Regions from separate parts of the Homo sapiens genome. Here region 2 is linked to region 1. A link is an interaction called in ENCODE POLR2A ChIA-PET data of the cell type or tissue named here. Cell type or tissue: PC-9. All regions are shown on one strand. Links, peaks and the distances in the headings refer to the core of each region. The heading gives the core; the rest is flanking DNA. Region 1 overlaps CFAP20DC-DT (CFAP20DC divergent transcript). Region 2 has its middle 7.7 kb from the start of CFAP20DC.

Region 1 (15,276 bases), core at 4,190-12,189:
ATAACAATTTACCACAAATGTAGTGGTTTAAAACAATACACCGAGTTCTGGAGGCCAGAAGTCTAAAATCAAAGTGTTGGCAGAGTTGTGTTCCTTTTGGAGGCTGCAGAGGAAGACCTATTTCCAACCCTCTTTTATCTTCTAGAGGCTGGCTGCCTGCCTTGGCTTGCGGACCCTTCCTTGTGTCACTCCACCCTCGTGTCTGTCCTCACATCTCCTACTGTGCACTCTGATCTGTCTCCTCCTGTGAGGACCTTAATGAAGTAAGGGGACTTCATACTAGCCCTTGTGGGGGGCTAACCTCCTGGCCACAAAATCCTTAACTTGATATCTGCATAGTTCTTTTGGTTACAGAAGTTAACTCATTCATAGATTCCAGAGACAGGATATGGACATCTTTGGGAGCTGTTATTCAGCCTACTACAAGTACTATTCAGGGTAGATACTTCTTAAATCAGTGTTTCTGGAAGCTGACTAATATATAGACCCCCTTTCAAAACAATAGAATTTTATAGAACACCCTCCATACTGACTTATGTTTATTAAATTGTTATGTACATATAAGCATTAAACTGCATATAAACTCCTCATGTTTGTAACTCTTATACAACAATAAAACTAAAACAAGTTTACCACTTAAATACAAACAAGCCATAAAATGAACAAAATTTAAATTAAGTACATTTATTTAATGTGACTGAGGATGTGGTTTTATTGAAAATGGAAATGATCAGAAAATATAAGTAGGGTGCTGACCATAGGGGTTCAGTTTCTTCTGAGTTTAACACGCCTATGCTATTGTCTGTTATGTAAGAACTCAATTCATCCTTCTTTCCCCTTCCAAATAGTGATAAAATTTTTGTACAGATAGGATGCTCTGACATAATTTGGCTTTTACTTGCCTTGAAATCTTGCTAATTTCACATCTTTTCTCATTTGTTTAAGACAGTGAAAATGTTACTACTTGGTCCCAATGCAGATACTGACTCTGAATTCACATAGCAGGACTTAACTAGAAAATGGTCATCTGGGTGATTACAGAATATGCTTTTTTTAAAGAAAGATTATTTTTAAATAAAAAATGCAATTATAATTCTTGCAGAGAATTTATTAGAGAAACTGACTTATCTCTGACTTTAATAGTAGAAATAACAAGAAGTGTAGGAAATATTTTTTATTGAGAATATTCTTTCAGGTTAATCTTATGTCACTTAGGTTTTAATTTTTAAAAATCTATGTGAGTTATACCAAAGCTCCTTAAAGAGGCAGTTTAGAATTCTGCTCTTTCAATAGTCTGTTACGATATACTTGATGGGAAAAAAATTGGAAAGGAGAGAGCAAGAGAGAAAGAAAGAGTAATGGGTTTGGCTCACTCCTGTAATCCCAGAACTTTGGGAGGCCGAGGTGGGTAGATCACCTGAGACCAGCCTGGCCAATAGGGCAAAACCTCATCTCTACTAAAAATACAAAAATTAGCTGGGCATGGGGGCACAAGCCTCTAATCCCAACTACTTGGGAGGCTGAGGCAGGGGAATTGCTGGAACCCAGGAGGCAGAGGTTGTGGGAAGCTGAGATTACACCACTGCATTCCAGCCTGGGCGACAGAGCAAGATTCCATCTTAAAAAAAAAAAAAAAAAGGGAATGGGTAAGGGAATGAGTGAATAAGAGGTTATAAACATATGAAAAAGCTGATTTAAATTATGGTAAAGAGTTTGACTATTGGGTTCCATAGTCACTCTGGAATGGATAAAATGCGAATGTATACACAGTCTGGAGAAGGCATGGGCTCCTGATCTTGCTGTAGTTCCTTCTGCAGTCTAACCCTCACCAATCTATTATTTATTCAGTTTTATCCTGTCAGTGAAGTGTGGTAGGAAATGATTGCAGGACTTCTCTGAACTCAAGTCATCCTGTTTATTGAGCTTCTTGTTCTGCAAACATTAGTCACAACCTTGTCTGCTCTCTTCTGAGGAAATGCTAGTTTTCAGTGGGATTGGTGCAGGTGTCAGAAATTCTGGGCAGGGAAACATGCATGCACACCCCCATTCTAGTTCTGCTGAAATTCATTAGCTTATATATTTATTCTTTTGTTTTGTAAAAAAAAAAAAAAAAAAAAAAGGACAAGTTTAGCAAGTGTACATTTCCACTAATATTTCTTTCCTCTTCCTTTGACTAGCCATAAAAGCTGCTACTGTCGTTCACACTAGAAATAATTTTATGTTCTCTTTCTGAATCAAAACAATGACTTTTATAATAGAGGAGAGAAATGTTTTAAAAATCAGCAAGGCATATACAATTTTTTCCTTGAATTTCAATTTGTCAAGCTAATATATACTATAATTACGTGTGGAAGATTTATCAAAAGTCCTAATCTCATCAAAATCCTATATGTTGTGCAGAATTTCCTGAATTTACCTTCTATTGATAAATTCACTCACTTTCATTTCTTTTATGTTCTCAACTCCAAGTTTCTGAAGGGCATATGACATTCGTTTTCTGAAGTTGTTTATCCTGATCATTACAATATAGCTACAGCTGAAAGACCTTGTTTGCATATAAGTGAGAACATGATTAATATTTAGTGAACGAATGGATGAGTGAGAGAATAATGCTAAAAAGTTGATTTTGTTGATTTTAATTTAATGAATTACTTTGATGCCATCATATGATTTTATTATAAGTATATTCTATTGGAAACCAAGAAAAGATTATAAAGAGATGGGATGGGATGAGGATGTGGTGTGGGAAGAATATGTTTGATTTTTTGGTGCAAGTTCAGAGAGATTTTTTAAAACATGGTAAATAATATTTAAAAAATTTTAGTCACTATGCAGGCCTGATTATTTTTACATTTAGTTTTTATATTTGCTTCAGATCTTTGATTTTTGAGCAAAAAATGAAAATAAAATCATTTCTTATTTCTCCATGCCCAGGCCAAAACTCTTTTCCCACAATCCAAAAGTAGCCATGGTTGTGGATTTGATGCAAATCCTTCTAGTTTATTCTTTTAAGCTTTGGCACCCATAGCTATAGTATTTGTATTAGTCTGTTCTCACAATGCTAATAAAGACATGCCTGAAACTGGGTAATTTATAAAGAAAAGAGGTTTAACTGACTCACAGTTCCACAGGGCTGGAGAGGCCTCAGGAAACTTACAATCATGGCAGAAGGGGAAGCAAACATGTCCTTCTTCACATGGAGGCAGCAAGGAGAAGTGCTGAGCAAAATGGGGAAAAGCCCCTTTTAAAACCATCAGATCTCATGAGAACTCACTATCACAAGAACAGGATGGGGAAAACTGCCCCAGTAATTCAATTATCTCCACCTGGTCCCTCCCACAACATGTGGGGTTATGGGAACTACAAGTGAAGATGAGATTTGGGTGCGGACACAGCCAAACAATATCAGTGTTATTTTACAGTGTGGATTTTTAATGTACGTACATGTTAGCATGATATGCTTCATAGGAGGGTTATGGTTTCCCCTCCTTTTTCTCCTCTTTTTCTGTTTTTACTTCTGTTCTAATTTCCTAACCCCCTATCTTTGGTATATTGTACAGATAGCCCCTTTAAGTCAAGAAATCATATTTTTCAGGATTTAGTATTTTCCACAAAAGGGTGGGGGGCCTGGGGAAGGGAGATATTTACTCAAACTCCCACCAGCTGAAACCAATCCCTGTTAAGGTTTTGTTTCAGTTGCTAGAGCCCACATCTCACACCACTCCATTTCCTACCTCTTCCTGGTGAAAATCCCCAGAAGAGCCGTCTACACTCACTCTCTGCTGTCCCTCTGCCCCCATCCTCCCTTCAGTCCTCTTCAGTCAGGGCTTCTTCTCCACCATGCCATCTGGGTCCTCACATCCAATGACAGTTTTCAGTGCTCTTCCTACTTGCCTTTTTAGGAGCCTTATTAGGACACCCACACCTTGGGGTCACCCTGGACTCCTCTCCCTCACATTCCACATTCTTCACCAAACCACATCAGCTCCACCTGCAAAATACGCCCAGAATCTGACCCTTCTCATCCCATGTTCTACTACCATCCAGGTCCAAGGCATCCCACTGTTGACTGAGATGATTGCAGTAACCTCCTAACTGCTCTTTTGCTTCCATCCCTGCTATTGTCTCAACGTTTACATTCCCCAAAAATTCCCGTATTGAAACCTTCACTCCCAAGGTGATGGTATTAGGAGGCGGGGCCTTTGCCAGTTAATTAGGTCATGGTGATGAAGTCCCATGAATGGGATTAGTTTCCCTATAAAAGAGACCCCAGAGAGATCCCTCACTCCTTCTGCCTTGTGAGGTCAGTGAGAAAATGGCCGTCTATAAGGATCCAGGCCCTCACCAGACACCAAATCTGCTGGTGTCTTGATCTTGGACTTCCCAGCCTCTAGACAATGAGAAATGAATTATGTTGTTTATAAGCCACCAGTCTATGATATTTTGTTATAGCTGCTTGAAAGGACGAAGACAAGTCCTTACCCCTTTCCAGCATATTCCCAACATAGTAGCCAGAGTGACTCAATCTTAAAACAGGTCACATCCACATTTGTTCAACAAACTGCCCACAGCCTTCCAAGAAAGCCCTGTGATTAAATAATGATTTCCATGAACTGGTGTGATCTGGCCATTTGCTACCTCACTTTGACCTCACTGCCACTTTCCCTCATTTACTCTGTTCTGGCCACTCTGGCCCCTTTGCTCTCTCTTGAATATACCAAGCACTCTCCTGCCCACCAAAGCCTTTACTGTTTGCTGTTCTCTCTGCCAAAGCTTTTCTCTAATCATCAGTATGGCTCCCCACCTTACTTTCTTCTGTTCTGTTAGCAGTGAGTCTTGCCTTCTGTGCTGGGAGTTCCTGGAGTGCTTCTCCCTGTCCTGCTCTGTTTTTCTCCATGGCACGTATCACTGTGTAACATACTTCATGTTTACATGCTCATTTGTTTATTTTCTATAGCCTGTCTCTAGAATCTAAGCTCCGTGAAGCAGGGAACTTATTTTTCTACTGTTATGTCCCACGTCCAGAATTATGAAATGGACCCAGTAAGAATTTGTGGTTATGAATAAATAAATGAATGACTCTAGTATTCTTTATATTATATATCCAATTCACTTTTAATAAAATGGCATCATATAAACATAGCTTGCTTTTTAAAACCTAATAAATTGTCAACAATTTCCCATATCAAAAATATTATTCTATAACATTTTGCATAATGACTTCTCGATATTCTATTTTAGAGATGCACAATAATTCATTTAATTCTCTAATGCCCCTTTTGATGGTGTGCAAAATTTTTATAACAAAGATGACCACTTGAACGCACATCCCTTTCTGATGCACTCTCTCTTTCATTCTGTGGACTAACACTGCAACTGGAAAGCTGGCAGGCCTGGAGCTCTGCTGGCACGTACAAACTTGTGGCATTGTCTCTGGGCCTTTGGATTCCTTGCTTTATAAACTTCCCATAGCTACCCAAATGTTGCGCCTCTGGTTTCCTTTCCTTTTCCAAACCACCATCCAGTTTTGTTGAGTACTGCATTTCAATACTTCGCCTAATAGGACGTGCATCCTGGGCTGAAACTGCAAACTTTTTTCCCTTAGGAGATTTTGGTTGATAATATAGGAATATAGCTTATTTTATTTTGCTAATTTTATGGAAGCTCCTGCCTATGACTTAATCTTTAGCACCTCTCAAATCAATTGATCAGAGGCAATTTAGAGAAAACATCTGTTTTCATTTCCTACCTAGTGACCAATAAGTGACTGTTTAGGAATAACTAAGTGTTCTCACTTTTAGCATGCAACAAGAACTGCGTGCCTCAGTTACTAGCATAGGAACTTGCTGTGTCCTGAGGGGAAATGTTTTTCTCTGTAGGAGGATAAGCTCCTTAGTAGCATGAACCTGAGCATAAATCAGAGCTTCATTAGCTTCAGGGACTATCCTTTTCGTCATCTAGAGAAATACACTTTTTAATTTGCTTGCCACTAAAAGTTTAAAGAGATCCCAATTATTTTTATTTATTCATCCAAGTCAGCTAGCCTAAGATGGCCTTACTCAAAGTCTCAGAATAAAATAAAAAAAAATTACCGGAATAAAAGCTGCTGTACAGTTTCCTAGGAAAGGTAGGTTATCTTTATCTGTAAAACATACTCAATTTAACTATTACATATGATTGACATTATGGTAATACTTAACTATTTTTATAAAAGTCTTCAGTATGCTCTGTCATTTGACCTTGCAGCCGGAATATCTTTATTTTATTGGACATTGGAGAGGAAGTTCTTAGAAAGGGCAGTGTTTTGTCTGTTGTCATAGAGTTAATCAGTGGTGAAGCCAGAATTTGAATCCCAGCCACAGACCTGTTTCTTATCACGAAGTCGAGGTGCTTGGCATTATCCAGTGTTCTGTACCCTCCTGCATATTTGAATTACCTGGGGAGATTTTTAAAAATACAAATTCCTGGACTCATCTCTCTCAGATATTCTGAGTCCTTAGGTCTGGGGCAGGGCCAGGAATCATTTTTTTAAAAGCTCCCTGGGTGATTCTACCATGCAGCTTAGGGGTTCTCCATTGCAGTTTCCCTCGGCAGAGAGGAAATAATATGCAATTAGCCACTAATCAAGAGAAGGAGCAGTTTAGCTCATAAGATAGAAAAGAATTATGTCTTTGTTTTGCTGTCCTGTCATGTCGTTAGAAAAAAAATCATGGGAGTTTAAAAGTCATTGCAGAGGAATTTAGCTTTTTATGAAGAATTATGGGATGGCAGAGCTTCTAGGCCCCCTGAGGAAATAAATCTGCCCACTTTTGGCTGGCGCATGACTCCTTTAACAGCTGTGTGTGGTCAGCAGTTTACCTTACAATTACCTTATCTTGACCTATCTCCTTTTGATGATGCAAAAGGATGTTAATCAAGGTTGACTCTTTTTTGGTTCATCCTAAGAATTGACCCCAATCAGTGAATCTCCGCTCTTTGTTTAAAGTTTTGAAGCACAAAGTTTTGACTGTTCCATTTATCTTTTCTGCCTCATCTGCAAAGGAATTGGCACGTCTCCAGGTCTCCAACTGTGTGGCTACTTCTCATGCTCGCATCTCAGAAAAGTGATGGAATTGTCTGTTGTACGCACATCAGCAATGTTCAGTCATGAATTGACTTCTTCGGACTCTAGTAGTGCCTCTTCATCAAGTCTGTGTGTATTTTTTCACCAGTGCTGATGCTTGATTTGTTATTCCTTGTCTCTGCTGCCTCAGACAGGCCTTCCCGGGATTCTAGTCCTATGTTGTTTGTCTCTATTCATGTGCGTCATTATTGTGTAACTGCCCACATTTTAAATAATTGGCTTTGAGGAGGTGAGAGGCACCCAGGCAAAACTAAGCCCAGTCTTTCAGACCCACTTGCCGGTGTTGGAGTTGGCAGCACAAGCTGGGTATTCTGAGCTAAAATACTTCATCTCTTTGAGCCTCAGTCTCCTCATTTGGTTTGAGGACTAAATAAAGCAATTTAAGTCTCTGGCACACTATGGGTGCTCAATGTTAGTCTCTTTTTCTTGGTTTTTCTAAATTTGGTGTAACATGATTCAAATACTATTCACTACTTAGATAAACCTGACTGTGTTATCTTTGTTCTCATTAAATAGATCTGGTTACCCAACAATGCAGTTTCCTGAGCTCTGTATATTCTGACCAGAAACTACCCAGAATGTGGCCAGCCCTTAAAACTGCAAGTCACCTGGGAAGGGAAATAGTATTTATTAATACTCCACCCCACCCCATAAAACAAGATATGCGTGTGTGTGCACTCATGCATGCATGCACACACACACACACACACACACAATACTCAATGAACTGTGCTACTAGGGACTTTCCTCACAAAAACTTCATGAGGTAGGCAGCATTAATATTCTAACCTTATAGATTTGGATTTGAGACTTAGAGGATCTAATTTGCCCACGGATACACGGCCACTAATTAGTAAAGCTGGAATTCCAACCCTTATCTCTCTGATTCCAAAAATGGTTACCTCTTCAGTAGGCATCTTTTGGCTTTTTGGTAGGATATCTATTCAGAGAATAGTAAAAGAGATACTTGAACTACAAAGTGCAATTCATCATCTGCTTTCACAAGCTCCAACATTTCCATGAAATATTTGGATAGGGTGAGGTATGGCAACTTTGGGGGTGTGGGTGATTTGGTTCATAACTGTGTGTTTATGTGTGTGTTGGCATGGGTGTGTATCTGCAGCATGAATGTAATTATAATAACCCACTCACAAAACTCCTCACACTAAGGGGCAGAACTCTGTATGTTGAGAAACCACAAGTCTTTAAGTAAGAAATGTCTCACAGGAGTCAAATATCAACCAAACATCTGTGTGGCTAATCAAGGAGCTACAAGGCCACACTTAGTCAACAGGAAGAGTCCCTATAGAAAGACATCACTAAAAGCAGTGCCATATGATTTATTTGCTATAACTCAATTTCCATCTGTCTCATAAGGTGGATTGTGTACACACTGCACTGCAGGCATTCAGCCACGGTGGAAGCATACCAAGGAGCAGAAAACCTTCTCCTCCCTCGGGCTATTGGTGATATGCTCTGCTAAGAACCAGGCAGGGCCAGGGTGGCCTACAAGGAAATGCCTTGGGCCGTCTTGCCAAGACTTCATACCTTTAGGAGCTGGCTGGATCATGGGCCTTTGAACAAGGTTCTGTAGCAGTAATGGGGCCAGGTGGGTTTTAAGCATTCTGCTTTTCTCGGAGATTCCTTTGACTCACATTTGCAGACTCCAGATGGTAATTTTGCCACTTCAGGCAAGATGCTGTTCATAGTCCCTTAAATTTCTTACATAAATAAAGAATGAGCCAAATAAATACTTTCTTGCTATTGTGTGTTGAAGAAAATCAGGTGAAACTGAAACCCTTTCGCATTCTGTAAACAGTATACAAAATGTAGGAATGCTTAAGGCTGAGTAAAAACCAGTGTGATCCTATAAAACCAAGCCATTGCATAAGAACCAAAGAACTTCTAGAGCCTTCTGAAAATTAATGATTATTTTAGACAATATTAACCTTTATTTTTTGTAGGTAACAGGAACCTCATCTATTTTGTTTCAAAAGCTTCCTTGTTTAGGTTACTATAATATCCTCAACAGCTTTGAAGGAAGAGATTTTAAGAAACTATTTCTGTAGGAAAATTTCCTCCTTTGGCATTCCTTTTTGTTAGGCAAACCTATCTTATAGAAAGTCAGCACCATGACACATTTGCTGTGGAGAGAGAGGAAAGGAAGTCAAGGAGAGGGTACCCTCAGACAGGGTTATATGTTCTCCCTCCAGGACCCATAGTGATGATATGGTTTGTCTGTGTTCCCACCCAAATCTCATCTGGAATTGTGGATCCTGTAATTCTCACCTGTCGTGGGAGGGACCCAGTGGGAGATAATTGAATCATGGAGGCGGTTGCACCCACACTGTTTTTGTGGTAGTGAATAAGTCTCATGAGATCTAATGGTTTTATAAGGGGAAATCCCTTTTGCTTGCTTCTCATTCTCTCTTGCCTGCTGCCATGTAAGATGTGCCTTTCACCTTCCACCATAATTGTGAGGCCTCCCCAGCCACGTGGAACTGTGAATCCAATAAACCTCTTTTACTTTATAAATTACCCAGTCTCAGGTATGTCTTTATCACAGCGTGATAATGGACTATTACACAGAACATTTCTGAAGTACACTGTAGCTAGCTGTGTGACTTAGGGCAATTATTTAAAGACTCAGAGATTTAATTCCCTCACCCATGAAATGAAAATAATAATATATATCTTTTGGGTTTCTCTTGATGGATAACATGAAATTACAGAAAATCATGTTGTTACTCCAATGTGCTGAGTAGACAGGGTTCATTAAATATTACTTACATCTGAATCTGAATGTTAAAGTGTAATGCTGGAATGGGAAATGCAAGAGGACAATTCTTGTTTTGTGGGGTTGGCATATCTGCTGGGTGAGGAGGGCACTTCCTCATTAAATTACTCAGCAAACTTCACTGAGAGCCCATTGTGTTCCAGGCACAATGCTGGATGCTGGGGAGAGGGATGAATAAAAGAATCTCAGCTCACATGGAGCTCATGGCCTGGTTGGGGAGAGGGACATTTAAATAAATAAATCACTATCTGGTGCTGAGTGCAGCAACTGAATCATGTGCAGGGTAGAGAGATAACACAAAGAAAGTAAGGTCAACAATGTAAGGTCATGGGTTCAGTCTGATCTGCTGTCTGTTTTGGTAAATGAAGTTTTATTGGAACATAGCCTGCTCATTCATTTACCTATTGTCTATGGCCACTTTTACCCTTACGGTGAGTGCAGTCGGTTCTGCTCTAAGGATGCACATGCGTTTCTGAAAATCACCACACTATACACGATTGTGTAATAAAAAACACAAGGCCTATGGGGGAAATGGCACTGGGCACAGCACTCAAGAACTTGGCCAGTGACACATAAAAAAATGGATAACCTGAAAAAGATGACAACATATTTCTACACATGTAAAATGGTTAAGAAACATATAACAATACTACCACAAATATGGCCACTTGCCTTGAAAAAGCCCTGGCATTAGCCTGTAGAAGTGGGAGTGAGAAGCGCTGCAGCTCATGAGCTATTGTGGAGCGGTCAGAGGGGGTTATCTGGAATCCCAGGGAAAGTTGTAGCAGTGGATGTGCATGGTGTGGCTTATACACTCATGCTGAAATGAGGGTGGATGGCAGATGTTTGATGGGGGTGTGTGTGTGTGCATTGTATAATTTCTTACGTGTCTTGTTACAGATGTGTTCAGTTTTTTTGCTTTTACTTAGTGTTTCTCACAGAGGAAATTGCACATAAGCAAACGTGAAATTCATGTCACGCCCATATTGTTCCCTAATATATTAATCGTATTGGAACAAATGCACATTTCTAAACAAGTGTTAGAGCAGAATTGATTGTTGTTGCAACAGAGACCATATGGCCCACAAATTCTGAAACACATACTATCTGGTCCTTACCAGAAAATGTTTGCTGACTGCTGGCACAGAGGAAGGAGGGGTCAACTCTGAGGGAACAGGAAGGCTGCCAGAGGGTGCTGTGTCTGAACTGTGTTTAGGAGGTTGAAGAAGGCAAGTCTGAGAGGTAACACAAGGGACTGGGAACATTTTGCCATTTTTATTGTTATTCCCTCTCCCATGCATATACCTACATTCACTTATCCTCCTTTCTTTCCCAAGAGTATAGCTCTTCCAACTTTTGTATAGAGTGAACCAGGATGCAATACACAGCCTTATGGGTCAGAAAATGCTCCTCTGATTTAGGAGCACTCAAAATGCTGAAAAAACCCCTCCTCTTGTCAGCCCATATCTGGGAATGGCACAGGCCTTGCCTGGGCCATCCCTTGCATGTGGAAAAGCAGTGGTTCAGTAGGAGAGGCAGCAGAATGGCCCATCAGTGGGTTACTAGGATACCATGTGGTCTCCCCTTTTACAACCCTCTTTGTGAGGTCCAACTCCTCCCTGGGGTCTGGCCTCATCAGAGTTTTCATCCCTATCTCCCTAAATCATACTGAACTTTTTTCTAATTCCATATGAGAGTTATGAGTCTGAACAGAGATATGCAAAACCATTTCAAAAAATTGGCTGTTTTCCAGATCAGCAAAATCAGTAGGAGGTGATTAAAATAACTGACCTCAGGAAAAAATACAGAGATGACATTGATGAGAAGGAGGTGTGTTAGTCAACCACAAAGAAAAGAAGGAGAGAGGACATTTTGGTCCATCTCTCTAAGGCCTCTGTTCTTATCAGAGGAAACAAAGGCATATCAGACTACCTCAGTTTAATGTCAGAAAACAATCGTGTTACATAACTCTCCTTGATCTGCTTTCATGTCCAAGTATCTTCTTTTTAATTATAATTTGCCTTCAGGGAAAACATGATGGCCGTACTAATTTACTCTAATCCAAGTTACTGCTCATAGGAAACAATATATTGACCATCTGGTGTTATACATCAGGCTCCTGAGTGTGGTTAGTTAGAGTCTACCCTGAGTCTATTTGATTCTCAGGCTCCAGAATATAATAAATCTGGTTTCTGGGTTAGCAGAGTGGAAGACTGGATTGAGCTCCAGTAAATATAGCAACATAATGTTCATTCCCTGTGAGCCTCTACCGTGCTTGCAATGTTCTTTCCGTCAACTGTGTATCTTCGAGCCTTGCTTTAGGGTCAAGCCCAACGCATGCTGTGTTTTATGATGCTCTCTTTTTCACTCCCAGACAATACCGTTCTCACTGGCCTGTGAGAACCCACTGCACGTTATTTACACAAACCTGTTCAGAACACTTGTAACACTTTATCTTGCACTACAGTTATTTGCCCATGGGCTATTTTTGCCTAAACTTGGAATTCTGAGAAAGCAGAGTTTGTGTGCCCTGTTGCACCCAGCACAGTAAAATGCTTAATGAACTAGTAGCATCCTGACAGCATTGGTAGGCACAGCAGTTATGGTGTGTGCACACGTGTGTGTGTGTGTGTGTGTGTGTGTGTGGAGAGGTTTCATCTGGAGCAAAGGGACTTTGCTGAGGGAGGATACCCCCAGTTAAAATTTATGTGGGTGGAGGAGGAAAAGCTCGATAGTCAGGCATAGAATGAGAGCCCAGGTCTCTGAGTAAGAGCTCCCATTGCAGACTCTGTTTTGAGCACTCTGCACACACACCATCTCTTCAATCCTCTTAAGGATCCTGTGATAGTGGTGAGGTTTACTTTCCCACTTTTACAGCTGAGGAAACTCAGGGAGATTAAGGAATTTCCTCAGCATTAAGTAAGTAGTAGCTAGGCTGGCTCTATGCTTCATCCTCTTAACCACCATGCAAAAGCTTCTTGTCAAGCCTGGCCTTGGACCAGCTCCTTATGAAGGGAGGGTGGTTTAACCTGCACCAATCAATGAGTCACTAGCACGAGAATACAAAGGAACGGATTCTGGGCTTCAGACTCTCTGTCCAGTGCATTGCCAATGGTCCTTTTGTGAGGCGTGTCCTGCAAGATGACCTTGGGGCCTGAGCCACATCTATGTGCCATCCAGCCTGGCTCTCACTTCTTTGTAAGGCACCACCTTTGTGCAGGCCCCAGGATTCATTGGGTCCATTTTTGGAAATAGATCCTGGAGAGTAATGCCTATGTGTGGGTTAACTTGTAGAGCACAGAGCTCTAAGTCCCTGGAAATATCTTTGCAGGGTGACAATGCTCAGGTGACAAGAATGCTTGGCCAGAAGGGCACATTGGTGAAGAAGGGTGAACCAGGGTGAACTATATGATCTCTCTTTCAAATGATGTAAAAGACCTAAGAGCCTTTGATTCCTTGTTTTTTCTTACACAATGCTATAATGGAAGTAGGTCTGACAGGTTGTCCTGAAATGGGAAGAGAAGTGGACAACTGTCCAGAGGTGGGCTGGTCCTATTCAACTGCTGGTGACTCATCAGGGGAATGGGGGGCAGGGTTGTGCTCACGTCAGCAGGCTGTCTCCTTCAGTCTTATCTACAATTTGGGATAAGTTGCCTTTTTTTTCTAACAAGATATCTTTGGAGGAGAAAATCAGATAATAGGTGTGAATGTGTTTTGAAAACATTATAAAAGTGGCACCAAGGCATAGTCTGCTTTTTTTTGGAGTGGACAATTTTTAAAAGCCATTCCTGGGCTGGGCATGGTGGCTCACACCTGTAATCCTAGCACTTTGGGAGGCCAAGGTGGGTGGATCACGAGGTCAAGAGTTCAAGACCAGCCTGGCCAAGATGGTGAAACCCCCAACTCTACTAAAAATACAAAAATTAGCCAGGCGTGGTGGCAGGTACCTGTAATCCCAGCTACTCAGGAGACTGAGGCAGGAGAACTGCTTGAACCCAGGGGGTGTAAGTTGCCGTGAGCCGAGATTGTGCCACTGCACTCCAGCCTGGGTGACAGAGTGAGACTCCGTCTCAAAAAAAAAAAAAAAAAAAAAAAAAAAGACCATTCCTGCAGCACAACTTGAAGTTCATTCGATATCAAAATGGCTTAGAGGTTCTACTATGGTGTATGTTTCACATTCAGTTGGAAATCCCTCTTCTTTTCCTTTTTAAATGTCTGTGGGAGGCTGAATAATGGCCCTTAAAGATGTTCAGATGCTAAGGCCTGGAACCTGTGCATATGTCACCTTATATGGCAAAAGGGACTTTGCAGATGTAATTCAGCTAATCTTGAAATGGGCAGATTATCTGAGTGGCCCCGTGTAATCAGAAGGGTTCTTAGAAGAGGGAAATAAAACCAAAGGTAGAAGAAGGAGATGAGAAGAAGGAAGCAGAGGTTGGAGTGATGTGCTTTGAAGATGGAGGAAAGAGCCAGGAGCCAAGGAATGCAGGTGGCTGCTAGAAGCTGCAAAAGACAAGGAAACAGATTCTCCCCTGAGACTTCCAGAAGGAGTGCAACCCTCCCAGCACCTTGATTTTACGTTTCTTACCCCCAAAACTGTAAGGGAATAAATTTTAAGCTGCTTACTTCCAAAACTGTAAAAGAATACATTTTGTTTTAAGCCACTAAGTTTGTAGTAATTTATTACGGTAGCAATTGGAAATGAATAGAATATCCTCCCTCCCCTCCCCTTTCCCTTCCCCTTCCCTCCCCATCCCCCTCCCTCCCTTCCCTCCTTCCTTCCTTCCTTCTTTCCTTTTCCCTTATTCTTCTACCCTTTCTGTCTCCCTCTGTCCACTCATTCCCTCTCTCTTTCCCTAAGCCCCTTCCTTCCTTCCTCTTCTCCTTCCCCTTCTTCTATTTACCCTTTCCCTTTTGGGAGTAAACAAACCAAGTAGCAGTTAGTAAAATACCTGATGATTTAATAGTGATAGGTTTTTGGTTTATGTTATTTTAAAGTTTTCTGCTGATTATTAAGAGCTCTGGTGAAGAGATTAATTCAGCCACCATGATTTGTTTCCTTGCCTTGACTTCATAAAAATCACAGGGATACAATAATATAGTTATACATCCCTTGGGCTCGAAAATGCCCAGTAATTACAAGTGATTCACGAGAACAGCTTAACTTGTAAGGGATTGTATTGTGCTCTATAGTAAGCAGTCATTTATTAAGTTTAAAAATGCCTTTAGAAAGGATATAATGGAATCATCAATTAAAAGTAGGTTAGGAAAAAACTCCGGGGCTGTCTGTTGTAATTCTTCTTCACCCAAACCCTCCTTTTTAAGGCTGCCAAGTTGCACATTGTGTGTGGAATGC
Region 2 (15,276 bases), core at 1-8,000, 190 kb before region 1:
CTGGGCGCCTGCGCGTTGCGCTCTCTAGGCTTCTCGCCGACGGGCACGGGAGGATACGCGGTGACGTAGCGTTGCCCAGGCAACCGCGGGACTCCTGGAGAAATGGTGGGCGGTCCAAACGGTGAGCAGCACGCTCCTTACTTAGGTCATGACCTCTGCCGACTAAAAAGGCTAAACTCAGCGTGGATTAGGGCTATACCAGGTACTGGACTCTTCTAGAGTACTGTCACATCGGTTTGGTCTCTCCTCGTGGTAAACAGATAACTGGTAGGTTCCTGAGGGATACAGTCATGGACTCATGGAACCCTCACGCGGCCTTTGCTTAGAAGGTTCCCAAATTTGGGTTCGTTGAGGCAGTAAGAGGGTCTGCTGGACCCTTTCATTGTTTCAGAAGACCCTAGGAAGCCAAGATTTTTTTGTAGAAAATAATAACTTATTGAGACTAGCACTGGCTTAAGTGTAACTATTAAGTTACTTTATTTAGTTTCTAGATCAGAGCCACTTCTTACATGGAAGGTACTATTGCCAATTTTTGGCTAAGGAACTGTGGCTCAGAAAGGTTAAATGGCTTGGCCAAAGTCATATGGCACTGAGAGGTGACAGCATGCTGGCAGTCCTCAGAGCCCTCGCTTGCTCTCGGCACCTCCCCTGCCTGGGCTCCCACTTTGGCGGCATTTGAGGAGCCCTTCAGCCCCCCACTGCACTGTGGGAGCCCCTTTCTGGGTTGGCCAAGGCTGGAGCCCACTCCCTCAGCTTGCAGGGAGGTGTGGAGGGAGAGGCGCGAGCGGGAACCCGGGCTACGTGCCGCGCTTGCAGGCCAGCTGGAGTTCCGGGTGGGCGTGGACTTGGCAGGCCCCGCACTCGGAGCAGCCGGCCAGCCCTGCTGGCCCCGGGCAATGAGGGACTTAGCACCCGGGCCAGTGGCTGCAGAGGGTCTACTGGGTCCCCCAGCGTGCTGGCCCACCGGCACTGTGCTCGATTTCTCGCCAGGCCTTAGCTGCCTTCCCGCGGGGCAGGGCTCAGAACCTGCAGCCCGCCATGCCTGAGCCTCCCACCCACTCCGTGTGTTCCTGTGCAGCCCGAGCCTCCCCGATGAGCGCCGCCCCCTGCTCCACGGCGCCCAGTCCCATCGACCACCCAACGGCTGAGTAGTGTGAGCGCACGGTGCGGGACTGGCAGGCAGCTCCACCTGCGGCCCCAGTGCGGGATCCACTAGGTGAAGCCAGCTGGGCTCCTGAGTCTGGTGGGGAGGTGGAGAGTCTTTACGTCTAGCTCAGGGATTGTAAATAACCAATCAGCACCCTGTGTTTAGCTCAAGGTTTGTGAGTACACCAATTGACACTCTGTGTCTAGCTGCTCTGGTGGGGCCTTGGAGAACCTGTGTGTCCAAACTCTGTATCCAGCTAATCTGATGGGGACGTGGAGAACCTTCGTGTCTAGCTCAGGGATTGTAAACGCACCAATCAGCGCCCTGACAAAACAGGCCACTGGGCTCTACCAATCAGCAGGATGTGGGTGGGGCCAGATAAGAGAATAAAAGCAGGCTGCCCGAGCCAGCATTGGCAACTAGCTGGGGGTCCACTTCCACACTGTGGAAGCTTTGTTCTTTCACTCTTTGCAATAAATCTTGCTACTGCTCACTCTTTGGGTCCACACTGCTTTTATGAGCTGTAACACTCACCGCGAAGATCTGCAGCTTCTCTCCTGAAGCCAGCGAGACCACGAGCCCACCAGGAGGAACAAACAACTCCAGACGTGCTGCCTTAAGAGCTGTAACACTCACCGCGAAGGTCTGCAGTTTCACTCCTGAGCCGGTGAGACCACGAACCCACCAGAAGGAAGAAACTCCGAACACATCCGAACATCAGAAGGAACAAACTCCAGACGCGCCACCTTAAGAGCTGTAACACTCACCGCGAGGGTCCGCGGCTTCATTCGTGAAGTCAGTGAGACCAAGAACCCACCGATTCCGGACACAGCACCAGTTAGGAACTCTTATCTGATGCTGCACTCATGGTTGAGTTAGGTCAATGGCATAGGTTAATGCTAATCAGGTACCACTCATAAAATTCCTGCTATAGGCAGAGTGGCTCACAGGTTCACGATTCTGTGAGGTAAGGGTTAGTCTCCTTTCATTTGAGAAGATTGAGATTCAGAGTCGATTAGGAATTTACTCAAGGATGCAATATTGAGTTTCATTTATGTTTGAGTCTAAAGCCTGGAATCATTCCACTTCACCCAAAAACCTCAAACATTTATTGTCGTATCATATGCCAACTATTATGGATTATGTAAGGGACGCGAAAATAAATGATATTTGGACCTGCTCCTTATCAAGGATAAGAAGAGCAGATAAGGAACAAACCTTCTTGAACATTCTAAGCCAAATAATAGATGGAAAGGAAATAGAGGTGGGGGCCATGGCACAGCTATACATTGCAGTATAGTGTCTAGAATCCAAAATTCCTGATTTCTAGACTGGCAAACTTAGTTCAACAGCAGTTTCTTGTAAGGCTCTGTGCTGGAGGCTTTGACAATTGTGATCAATAGACATGGTCTCTGTCTTACAAGACTTATCTGTGGGGGACATTTATCCACTAATTCTTTTTAACAGTTTCTAGGAACATAAGATACTTCAAATACTATGCTAAGAGACTGGGTGTGCAGTGAATGGCCCTACCTTCATGGAGCTTACACAGGGGAGTGAGACAGATGATAAATAAAATAGCAAATAATTACAACTTGTGATAAATATCATGAATTCAATCACAGGGAGTAACATTGGGCGGGTATATTAGTTTCCTGTGGCTGCTGTAACATTACCTCAAAAGGAGTAGCTTAAAACAACAGAAATTTATTCTCTCATAGTTCTGGAGGCCAGAAGTCCAAAATCAAAGTATCAGTAGGGCCACACTCCCCCTAGTGGCTTTAGAGGAGGATCCATTCTTTGCCTCATCCAGCTTCTGGTAGCTGTTGGCACCCCTTGAATTGTGGCTTCATTTGGAGGCCAGAAGTCCAAAATCAAAGTGTCAGTAGGGCCACACTCCTCTAGTGGCTTTAGAGGAGAATCCATTCTTTGCCTCATCAGCTTTTGGCAGCTGTTGGCACCCCTTGAATTGTGGCTCCATTTCTCCAGTCTCTGTCTCACCTCCGTGGTCACATTGTCTTCTCTTCTGTGTGTGTTTTCCCTGTGTGTCTCTTATAAAGAGGTTGTAATAGTATTTAGGGCCAACTTTGATAATCCAAGGCAATCTCTTTATTTCAAGATAATTTAATCACATCTCCAAAGACCAATTTTTCCAAATAAGGAAACATTTACATGCTCCGGGGGTTGATGTGAATATCTTCTTTGGGCAGCTGTTAATAATAAGGATGGCAAAAGGTATAATGAAAATCTGGGAAGAATCTAGGGGACATCTTAAGGCTTCTAACAATCTACTTGGGTCTCTGAAAAGGGTCTTTTGACACCATAGTTGAAGTGAAATCCACAACTTTGCCCTACTTTATTTTTTTCTTCCTCTTATGATTACATGAGTTAATATGTTTATCATTTATCTACAACTAAAAGGGTGAATTAATAACCTCAATTTGTCAATGAAAAAATGAGCTACAGAATTGAAAATGAATAATTACAGTGAATCAGTAAGTCTTATTACTCAGGTGTTTTTGGTTTTGATCACCTGTTTATTCAACTTAAGACTAGAAGGAAACAGTGTCCATTTATTTCAGTGTCCTCACTTCCTAAAGAGAAAGTAATAGTCCAAAGCCAAACATTGTCATCTGACCGTCCTAATTTCTAACAAGTTCAGGAGACTCAGAGTTGGATTTTCATTAGCAAGTATGATATACTGCTTGTCCAGGAAATGGGCAAATCTGAAAGCTGCCCAAGTTTATCAATGGTATTTTGCCTATGGTGAGAGCCACCATTAACAATGACAATGGTAGCAATAAAACAAAAATAAGAATGTGCAGTACTTTAACAGTATGAATTCAAAATCAGAGAAAGGTGGAAATCCAACTTTACAATAGCAAGTACTCTTCAATTTGATTGAATGCAAGCTATGAACAAAAACTTGGATTTGACTATGACTTCAAGGATATCTAGCAGAATTCTGAAAAAAAGAAAAAAAAAGAAAAAAGCCAGCCTGCCCAAACAACTTGGCTTAAACCAAGTTATTTATGTTCATTATAAAAGATAAACCAAGTTATTTATGTTCCCTATAAAAGACAGTGAAACAATTTCTTTAATTGCTACAATTTTTTAAGAAGTTGGTACATTTAGTAATTGCGTTAAATTGCTTAACTTAATTTGATAACTTTAAGATTAGTCACTTTACAAGCTGTAAAGTGCTTGTCTTTGTTCTACAAAGAAAGTGATTGAAAAAAATAATTTGTTGGTATATTAATATTAAAGGATATTGGATAGTATTTAAAATGGAATAGACTAGAAACAGTTTTTAAAGAGTGGCAGTCTTCGTATGCCAATATAGCCATTCCACTTAGATGAGTATGATTATCAATTTGACGAGAAATAATATCTTTTGAACTAAGAATGTACTGTATTTACCACAATATTGTTGTAGTTTATATTTTGATTACAGTACATAATCTAATTATTTGGCTAATGGGAAGAAATAAGATATCTGTTTCATGAGAATTTGCTACACAGTAATCTAGAAATGTTTAATACTTGAAGGGTTAATTTTTTATACATTATGGAATAGCTTTATGAATGATAATGTTGAGTTGATAGGAAAGTTTTGAAACTGGGCCTATTTTATAGTTTTAAGCAAGAAAAATTAATGATACCAAAGTTATTCATTTGACAGGTGATTTGAAAATAGTAGTGTCTTCTTTTTTCCAGAAAGTATGGAATGGTGAAAGTTTTTGAGGGCTTTACTGTTTTTAGATTTTCTCCTCAAATGGGTTTTTCCCCCTTCTCAGGTCCATGAGATCCTATGGGGACTATTTCTTGCCTGTACCTATAGATGACCAAGTACTTCAAAAGTCATGCATCATTTTAAAATTTCCAAAACCACTTGAAAGCTTTCTCAGGAAAACAAGACAAAACAAAAAAACTATCCCAGTAGTTTGATAATTAGGTATGAATACTTTCCTAAATAAAGTAGCTTTACATAGCAAGCACTTAGGTTTAGAAAAACGACCGTTTGCCAAATGCATCTTTGAAAGGAATACATTTATTGAGTGGATATTTAGTATTAATTTGTTTTACAATGACATAAATGATCAAGGTTTTTAACAGACAAGTTAGATCTAAGTAGCAAGTTTTTCTTGGATAACTTTCTCTAACCTAAAGCCAGTTAGTGTTGATTTGTGATAAAAGGGCTGTAGAAAACTAGATGTTTACATGAGAAAGAATGAAATTGGACTCTTGCTTTACTTTTTAAATGTATATACATGAATTAACTCAAAATGAATCAAAGACATAAGACCTAAAATTATAAAACTCTTATAAGAAAACATAAGGGGAAAACTTAATGACATTGGACTTGGCATTGATTTCTTAACAACCTAGAGTAGATCCAGCTGCATCTAGAGGTCAGAAACATCATCAGGTTTCCTTTCTCCACACTGCTTCCTCTAGGTTGCCTCAGTCGTTAGGCTGGCTCTCTTTAGGTTTACAAAATGGCTATAGCATTCTCAATTTTACATTCTGATATCGCTAAATAGAGCATTTGGGGCTAAAGTCCTGAAGTTTACCTTCATTTGGATCAGTTCAGGGGATATGCCTATCTCTGAAATAAACACTTTGGTCAGATAAATAAGCTTAAGGCTAGATTAAGTGCTTATTCTTAAACCAGTCCCGGCAAACAAGGAGATGAGATATATTGATTGGCTGGGAATGGGGTACCACCCAAACATGTAACTAGGAATGGGGAAGGATTGTTTCCCAAAGGAAACTCTGGGTCCTCTTCTAGGGAAGGAGGAAGATGGATATTGGGCAGCCAAAAGGAGATATCTACTATAATGATTTTTTTTTTTTTTTTACAAATAACAGACACCAGACATATTTTTTAAAAACTCTAACTATACATGAATAATTTAATATGAAAGAAAGGTTCGCTAACATTCTTTAAATGATTTGATGTACATATGTGTAATTCAAATATCATAGGCCCTTTTCATTATCCCAGGATTTACATTAACTCCTTTTTTTTTTTTTTTTTTGAGACGGAGTGTGGCTCTGTCGCCCAGGCTGGAGTGCAGTGCAGCGATCTCGGCTCACTGCAAGCTCCACCCCCTGGGTTCACGCCATTCTCCTGCCTCAGCCTCCCGAGTAGCTGGGAATACAGACGCCCGCCACTACGCCTGGCTAATTTTTTGTATATTTAGTAGCGACGGGTTTTCACCGTGTTAGCCAGGATGGTCTCGATCTCCTGACCTCGTGATCTGCCCACCTCAGCCTCCCAAAGTGCTGGGATTACAGGCATGAGCCACCGCGCCCAGCCTCATTAACTCTTAATATTCAAGCCTGGATTTTTTAAGCTCTTACCTGCTTAGTAACAGGAAATCCAATGTTATTGGATGCCTGTGTATTTCCAGGATCTTTAAGAGGATACTAAGTAGCCAGGAATCACTTCAGAAGTGATTACTTAACTGCATTTTTTTCTCAGACCAAACATTTTTATGAGGGATTCCACTTAGTTGCCATTGTTACCACTATTGCCAAAGAATACCTGCCATGTTTGAAGTTGTTGAAATTAGAATGTAACTGCTTTCGCTAATGTCACCAGTGAAGCAAAGACATCTGGAAGCTGGCCTGACACTCACAGCTAGGTTTTGGTGTTTTGTTGTTGCTATTGTTACTGAACACCAACAGTTTCACAGAATATCAACATCATACAAAACCACTCTGTGACCATGATGAATCAAGATAAAAACATGAATATGGTCCAAATCAAAAAGATGACTAAACATTTCCCTATCGTGGTTAATATGAGTGACTGCTGCTTCTTTACCAATTATAGCTAAGCCTTACTTCATTCTTCCTGTCTTATATATAAGATTTATTAATATTCCCAATCATTGAAATACTCTTGGTTCCTGACAGGATCCAATCCAGAGCAAAGCTCTACTTCCCTAAACCCTCCCCTAAATCAGCTAACATAAGCCCAAATCCTATAGTAAGTTCTAACATCCTCTTACTAGCATACCCAAGGTTCCCCAATGGTGTATTTTCTTCCTTGTTGCAATGAGTAATGAACCCAGCTTCTTCAACTACTGATATATCCCTGATGTTCTTTGGCTGGGGGGCATTAACACCAGTAAATCTAGAATTTTGTGTTTTTATTCTTAGGAAGCAAACTGAATGGTTATTGTGAATTTCACTCAGTTGCCAGGAAGAAGAAAAGTCTTTTCTGCAAAATTATTTGAGCCCCAGTATTCAGTGGTTAGCAATAAAGCTATTGCACTCAAATGATGCAGCTAGTCCAGACCTAACTCTGAAGCCCAGACCCCAATTGGAACTATTTAAATAAAGTGATCTACACTGTCGCCCTGAGTACCACTTACACTGCCTACCACCATCATTGTCCATACTGATTTTTCGATGTGTATCTTCTTTCATTTACCAAGAGAAAGATGTCTTTTCCAGGTAAGATAAGGTGTTTGGGGTGGGGAAGTCCCCACAGCGAAGCTGACTGGGTCCCAAAGTTCTGTAATTTAAAAAATTCACACATACATACATACATACACACACACACACTCACAGGCCTATTCCATGAGGTTGGTTGGGTTGGGACAAGTTTGACTATTTGCCCTACCCATACCAATATTTCCTTATCATTTCAGGTCCTGTTACTCATCTAACTCATTGTATATTCTTTCCTAATGGTGAATTCTTTTCTGAAGCCCCTCCTAAAATCTGATTTCCCCAATTTTCTGTCAGTTAGGCATAGCTCTGTCAGGTAGGCATACATATGTCAACAGAGTTTAAATATTTTTCTCCTGGGAGGCTCTTGGCCCTCAATAAAACCACCAGATGCAAATAGGTTATGTGTATGAAGAAATTCACACCAGTCCCCTAAAATATCTAATCTTAGTTCAAATTAGACCACATAGAGAGGGAAGTTGTCTAACTCAACTGTCCAAAAGCATCTGAGTTCCACCTCCACTCAAGTGCCCTAGTACTAGCTTATATTTCACCACCAAGAATATGTGCAGAAGAATGGGATTTCCTTCTCTCTTTTCCCCTTTCTCACCCCACAGGAGGCAGATATTTTGTTTAGCATATTAAATGCCGTTAAGCTATGGAACACAGTCAATAATATGTAGAGAAAAGTCTATTCATCTCATAGAAGTTCCAGTGTGAAGAACCCGAAGGACTTCTCAACCCCACCTCACCCACCTCTTACCCCAGGGCCCAGGGTAAGGACCTACCATGACCACTAGGATAGAGAGACAGGTGAAACTTAGAATTCTCCTTCAGCTATGCTTCTAGGATGGAACTGGAACCCAGGAGGGAGTTCAGAGGGATAGAAAAAGCTACAAAGAAGAGGGAAGACAAGATAAATGCGAAGTGGGAAAAAGGCAGTAGAAGGGAATCCAGGATGTTCATCTTGCAAGGTCTTCTGATGTCTGATATTTTTTGTGTTTCTGATAAGTTAATGGAAAGGATATTTTCTTGCCATTCACACAGACTTCTGCATGTGTGCTGATAGTGTGTGCCTAATGCATACAAACACATTCAGAACACCTTTTCAGAACACATATGAATAATAACCATTATTATTATTTCTTATTTCAATAGGTTTTTGGGAAACAGGTGGTGTTTGGTTACATGGATAAGTTCTTTAGTGGTGATTTCTGAGATTTTGGTATGCCCATCACCTAAGCAGCATACACTATACCCAATGTGTAGTCTTTTATCCCTCATCCCCTTCACACCCTTTCCTACAAGTCCCCAAAGTCCATTGTATCATTCTTATGCCTTTGTATCCTCATATCTTAGCTTCCACTTATGAGGGAGAACATACGATGTTTAGTTTTCCATTCCTGAGTAACTGCCCTTAGGATAATGGTCTCCAATTCCATCCAGGTTGCTGCAAATGCCATTATTTCATTCCTTTTTATGCCTAAGTAGTATTCCATGGTATGTGTGTGTGTGTGTGTGTCTATATATATAACATTTTGTTCATCCACTTATTGATTGATGGGCATTTGGGCTGGTTCCATGTGTTTGCAGTTGTGAATTTTGCTGCTATAAACATGCATGTGCAAGTGTCTTTTTCATATAAGGATTTTTTTCCTTTGGGTACATACCTGGTACTGGGATTGCTGGATCAAATGGTAGATCTACTTTTAGTTCTTTAAGGAATCTCCACACTGTTTCCACAGCGCTTGTACTAGTTTATATTCCCACTAGCAGTGTAAAAGTGTTTCCTTTTCATCACATCCATGCCAATGTTTATTATTTTTTGATTTTTTCCTTATGGCCATTCTTACAGGAGTAAGGTGGTATTGCATTGTAGTTTTGATTTGCATTTCCCTGATAATTAGTGATGCTGAACATTTTTTCATATGCTTGTTAGCCATTTGTATATCTTCTTTTGAAAAATGTCTATTCATACCATTTGTCCATTTTTTAATGGGATTGTTTTTCTTGCTGATTTGTTTCAATTCCTTGTAGATGCTGGATAGTAGTCTTTTGTCAGATGCATAGTTTGCAAATATAGTCTCCCATTCTGTGGGTTGTCTGTTTACTCTGCTGATTATTTCTTTTGCTGTGCAGAAGCTTTTTAGTTTAATTAAGTTCCATCTGTTGATCTTTGTTTTTGTTGCATTTGCTTTTGGGCTCTTGGTCATAAAGTCTTTGCCCAAACCAATGTCTAGAAGGGTTTTTCTGATGTTATCTTCTAGAATTTTTATGGTTTAAAGTCTTAGATTTAAGTCTTTGATCCATCTTGAGTTGATTTTTGTATAAGGTGAGAGATGAGGATCCAATTTCATTCTTCAACATGTGGCTTGCCAATTATCCCAGCACCATTTGTTGAATCGGATGTCCTTTCCCCACTTTATGTTTTTGCTTGCTTTGTCAAAGATCAGTTGAATGTAAGCATTTGGCTTTATTTCTGGGTTCTCTATTCTGTTCCATTGTTCTATGTCCTATTTTTATACAAGTTCCATGCTGTTTTGTTGATTGTAGACTTCAAGTATTGGTTGAAGTTGGGTAATGTGATGCCTCCAGATTTGTTCTTTTTGCTTAGTCTTGATTTGGCTATGCAGGTTCTTTTTTGTTTCCATATGAATTTTAGGATTTTTTTCTAGTTCTGTGAAGAATGATGGTGGTATTTTGAAGGGAAATGCATTGAATCTGTAGATTGCTTTTGGCAGTATCATCATTTTCACAATATTGATTCTTCCCATCCACAAGCATGGAATTTGTTTCCATTTGTTTGTGTCATCTATGATTTCTTTCAGCAGTGTTTTTTTCTTGTCGAAATATTTTACCTACTTGGTTAAGTATATTCTTAAGTTTTTTTTTTTTTTTGGCAGCTATTGTGAAAGGGGTTGAATTCTTGATTTTATTCTCAGCGTGGTTGTTGTTGGTGTATAGCAGAGCTACTGATTTGCATACATTGATTTTGTATCCTGAAATTGTAGTGAATTCACTTATCAGTTCTGAAGCTTTTTGGATGAGTCTTTAGGGTTTTCTAGGTATATGATTATATCATCAGCAAACAGTGACAGTTTGACTACCTCTTTACCAATTTGGTTGCCCTTTATTTCTTTCTCTTGTCTGATTACTCTGGCTAGGACTTTTAGTACTATGTTGAATAGAAGTGGTACAAGTGGCCATCCTTGTCTTGTTCTAGTTCTCAGGGGGAATGCTTTCATCTTTTCCCCATTCAGTATGATGTTGGCTGTGTGTTTCTCATAGATGGCTTTTATTACCTTAAGGTATGTCCCTTCTATGCTGATTTTGCTGAGGGTTTTATTGTAAAGCAATGGTGGATTTTGTCAAATGCTTTTTCTGCATCTATTGAGATGATCATGTGGTTTTTGTTTTTACTTCTGTTTATGTGGCGTATCACATTTATTGACTTGCGTATGTTAAACCATCCCTGCATCCCTGGTATGAAACTCAGTTGATAATGGTGGATTATCTTTTTGATATGCTGTTGGATTTGGTTAGCAAGTATTTTGTTGAAGGTTTTTGCATCTGTGTTCATCAAAGACATTGGTCTGTAGTTGTTGTTGTTGTTGTTGTTATGTCCTGTCCTGATTTTGTTATTAGGGTGATACTGATTTCACAAAATGATTTAGGGAGGATTCCCACTTTCTCTATCTTTTGGAATAGTGTCAATAGGATTGGTACCAGTTATTCTCTGAATGTTTGAGAGAACTCAGCTGACTTCAGCTGTGAATTGGTCTGGTTCTGGAATTTTTTTGGTTGGCAGTGTTTTTATTACCATTTCAGTCTCGCTTCAATCTCATCTGTTCATAGTTTCTATTTCTTTCTGGTTTAATCTAGGAGGTTGTATATTTCTAGGAATTTACCCATCTCCTCTAGGTTTTCTAGTTTCTTTGCATAAAGGTGTTCATAGTAGCCTTGAATGATCTTTTGTATTTCTGAAGTATCAGTTGTAATATCTCCTGTTTCATTTCTAATCAAGCTTATTTGGATCTTCTCTTTTCTTTTCTTGGTTAATCTTACTAATAGTCTTTCAATTTTGGTTATTTTTTCAAAGAATGAGTTTTTTGTTTCATTTATCTTTTGTGGGGTTTTTTGTTTGTTTGTTTTCATTTCATTTAGTTCTGCTCTGATCTTTGTTATTCCTTTTCTTCTTCTGGGTGTGGGTTTGGTTGTTCTTGCTTCTTTAGTTTCTTGAGATGTGACCTTAGATTGTCTATTTGTGCTCTTTCAGACTTTTTGAGTTAGTCATTTAATGCCATGAACTTTCCTCTTAGCACTGCTTTTGCTGTATCCCAGAGGTTTTAATAGGTTGTGTCACTATTATCATTCAGTTCAAAGAATTTTTAAATTTTCATATTGATTTCATTGTCGATCCAACAATCATTCAGTAGCAGGTTAATTTTCATGTATTTGCATGGTTTTGAAAGCTTCTTTTGGAGTTGATTTCCAGTTTTATTCCACTGTGGTTTGAGGGAGTACTTGATATAATTTTGATTTTCTTAAATTTATTGAGACTTGTTTTGTGGCCTATTATATGGTCTATCTTGGAGAATGTTCCTTGTGCTGCTGAATAAAATGTGTATTCTGCATTTATTCTTTAAATATCTGTTAAGTCCATTTTTCTAGGATATAGTTTAAGTCTATTGTTTCTTTGTTGACATTCTGTCTGGATGATCTGTCTAGTGCTGTCAGTGGAGCATTGAAGTCCCCCACTATTATTGTGTTGCCATCTATCTCATTTCTTAGGTCTAGTATTAATTTTTCTATAAATTTGGGAGCTCCAGTATTAGGTATATATTGATTTACAACTGTGATATTTTTCTGTTAGAGTAATCCTTTTATCATTGTATAATGTTCCTTATTGTCTTTTTAAACTGTTGTTGATTTAAAGTCTGTTTTGTCTGATAGAAGAATAGCTACTCCTGCTTGCTTTTAGTGTACGTTTGCATGGAATGTCTTTTTCCACCCCTTTACCTTAAGTTTATGTCAGTCATTATGTGTTAGGTGAGTCTCTTGAAGACAGCGGATACTTGATTGTGGATTTGTATTCATTCTGCCATTCTGCATCTTTTAAGTGGAGCATTTAGGCCATTTACATTCAGGATGAAGGTACTATTCTATTCATCATGCTAGTTGTTGCCCTGAATACCTTGTTTTTGTTTTTCAATTTTGTTGTTATTGTTTTATAGGTCCCCTGAGATTTATGCTTTAAGGAGGTTATATTTTGGTGTATTTTGAGGATTTGTTTCAAGATTTAGAGCTCCTTTTAGCAGTTCTTGTAGTGCTGGCTTGGTAGTGGTGAATTCTGTCAGCATTTATTTGTCTGAAAAAGACTGTATCTTTCCTTCATTTATGAAGCGTAGTTTTGCTGGATACAAAATTCTTGGCTGATAATTGTTTTGTTTCAGGAGGCTAGAGATAGGACCTCAGTCCCTTCTAGCTTGTAGGGTTTCTCCTGAGAAATCTGCTATTAATCTGATAGGTTTTTCTTTATAGGTTACCTGATCCTTTTGCCTCACAGCTCTTAAGATTCTTTCCTTCATCTTGACTTTAGATAACCTGAAGACTATGTGCCTATGCAATGATCTTTTTCTAATGAATTTTCCAGATGTTCTTTGAACTTCTTGTATTTGGATGTCTAGATCTTTAGCAAGGGCAGGGAAGTTTTCCTTAATTATTCCCTTAAATATGTTTGCCATACTTTTAGATTTATCTTCTTCCTTGGGAATGGCAATTCTTAGGTTTGGTTGTTTAACATCATTTCAAACTTCTTGGAGACTTAGAATTTTAAAAAATGAACATTTTTTTTTTATTTGCTGGATTGGGTAAATTCAAAAGCCTTGTCTTTGTGTTCTGAAGTTCTTTCTTCTACTTGTTTGGTTCTGTTGTTGAGACTTTCCAGTGTATTTTGCATTTCTCTAAGTGTGACCTTCAATTCCAGAGGTTGTGGTTTTTATTTACGCTGTCTCTTTATCTGGAGATTTTTTTGTCCATATCTTGTATTTTTTTGTTTTATTTCTTTAAGTTGGTATTCACCTTTCTCTGGTCCTTCCTTGAGTAGCTTAATAATTGGCCTTCTGAATTCTTTTTCTACCAATTCAAGAGATTTCATCTTGGTTTGCATCATTGCTGGTGAGCTAGTGTGATCTTTTGGGGGTATTAAAGAACCTTGCTTTGTCATATTACCAAAACGGTTTTTCTGGTTCTTTCCCATTTAGGTAGACTATGTCAGAGGAAAGATCTGGGGCTCAGGGGCTGTTCAGATTCTTTTGTCCACGGAGTGCTCCTTTCATGTGGTAGTCTCTCCATCTCTAGGGATGGGGCTTCCTGGGAGCCGAACTGCAGTGATTGTTATTTCCCTTCTGGATCTAGCCACCCAGCAGAGCTTCCAGTCTCCAGGCTGGTACTGGGGAGTGTCTGCAAAGAGTCCTGTGATGTGATCTGTCTTCAGGTCTCCAGGTCTCTCGGCTGTGGATACTAGCACCTGCTCGGGTGGAGGTAGGAGGGGAGTGAAATGAGTCCTTGGTTGTAGTTTTGTTTAGTGAGCCACGTCCAGTGCTGATTGTGCTGGCAGTAAAGTTGTCACATGGACAGACTCAGGATCTCTGGTTAGCCAGGTTGTTACAGGCAATGAAATTAGTTGTTATTTTCTCCTTTCTTGGGGCAGGGTTGTTCTTTTATGAGTTGCTGTAATGTTTTATGTTGGCTGGTCTCCAGCCAGGAGGTGGCGCTTTCAAGAGAGCATCAGCAGAGGGCTTCCTGGGAGGAAACAAGTATACCCTAGGGTTGCCTAGATAAGTATTCAGGTTTCTGAGGTGGTGGGTAAGGCCATAGGGCTCTTGAAAGATTATGTCTTTTGTCTTTGGCTACCAGGGTGAACAGAGAAAGATCATCAGGTTGGGGCAGGATTAGGTGTGTTTGAGCTCAGATTTTCCTTGCGGGGGGCGGTTTTCTATGGCCACTGTGGGGGATGGGGGTGTGATTCTCAGACCAATGGAGTTATGTTCCCAGAAGGATTATGGCTCCTGTGCTATGTCATACAGGTCACCAGGGAAGTGAGGGAAAGCTAGCAGTAACAGGCCTCATCCAGCTCCCACACAGCCAGAAAGGCCAGTCTCACTTCCACTGTGCCTCACCAACAGCACCGTGTTTATATCCAGGCAGCCAGTGAGCAGGGCTGAGATTCTGGCAAAGGCTACAAGCCTCTCCACTGAGAAAGCAAGTAGGGCTTTCAGGTTTCACACCTCCCTGCCTGCCACAGCTTCTGTGCTCGTATCTGTGCTCCCCGTTTGCCTCCCTCCCTGGGATTCTGTCCAGGAAAATTCATGTTCAGTCAAAATTATTACAAAGTTTAGCTTCTTCCTGTGGTCCTTCCCCAATTCCACTGGCAGCCCTCCCCAAGGACTCCTGTGAGGGAAAGTCAGAAATGGCTTCCCTGGGGACCAAGAGGGCCCACACTGCTCTTCCCGCTGCTTCCTCTTCATCTATATTTCACTTGGCTCTCTAAATTCATCACAGCTACAGGTAAGGTCAGCTCCTTCTCCTGTAATCTGGACTTTAAGGTCCCCAATGAGGATGTGTGTTCAGGGGCGGATTTTTCCCCCCTGCTCACACTTGGG

Evidence for each region. Peaks named below come from ENCODE experiments on the same cell type or tissue, not always from the same donor. Only the 100,000 strongest peaks of a DNase experiment are listed, where the experiment ranks them.
Region 2: POLR2A ChIA-PET joins it to region 1 with 10 read pairs; 2 of 35 experiments call an interaction of 5 or more read pairs at or near these places.

What each region holds. Positions count from the first base shown.
Region 1 is chr3:59,239,139-59,254,414 of GRCh38, forward strand. The region is part of intron 4 of CFAP20DC-DT (CFAP20DC divergent transcript); the gene reads left to right. Among named protein-coding and RNA genes, the nearest start is that of CFAP20DC-DT, 160 kb to the left of the region's middle. In PC-9, for the core only: no CTCF peak of the experiment used is centred there; a DNase peak (open chromatin) is centred at 8,513; H3K27ac peaks cover 959 bases.
Region 2 is chr3:59,050,086-59,065,361 of GRCh38, forward strand. No RefSeq gene overlaps it. Among named protein-coding and RNA genes, the nearest start is that of CFAP20DC, 7.7 kb to the left of the region's middle. RefSeq lists a silencer at 8,274-8,524. In PC-9, for the core only: a CTCF peak has its summit at 2,907; a DNase peak (open chromatin) is centred at 56; H3K4me3 peaks cover 496 bases.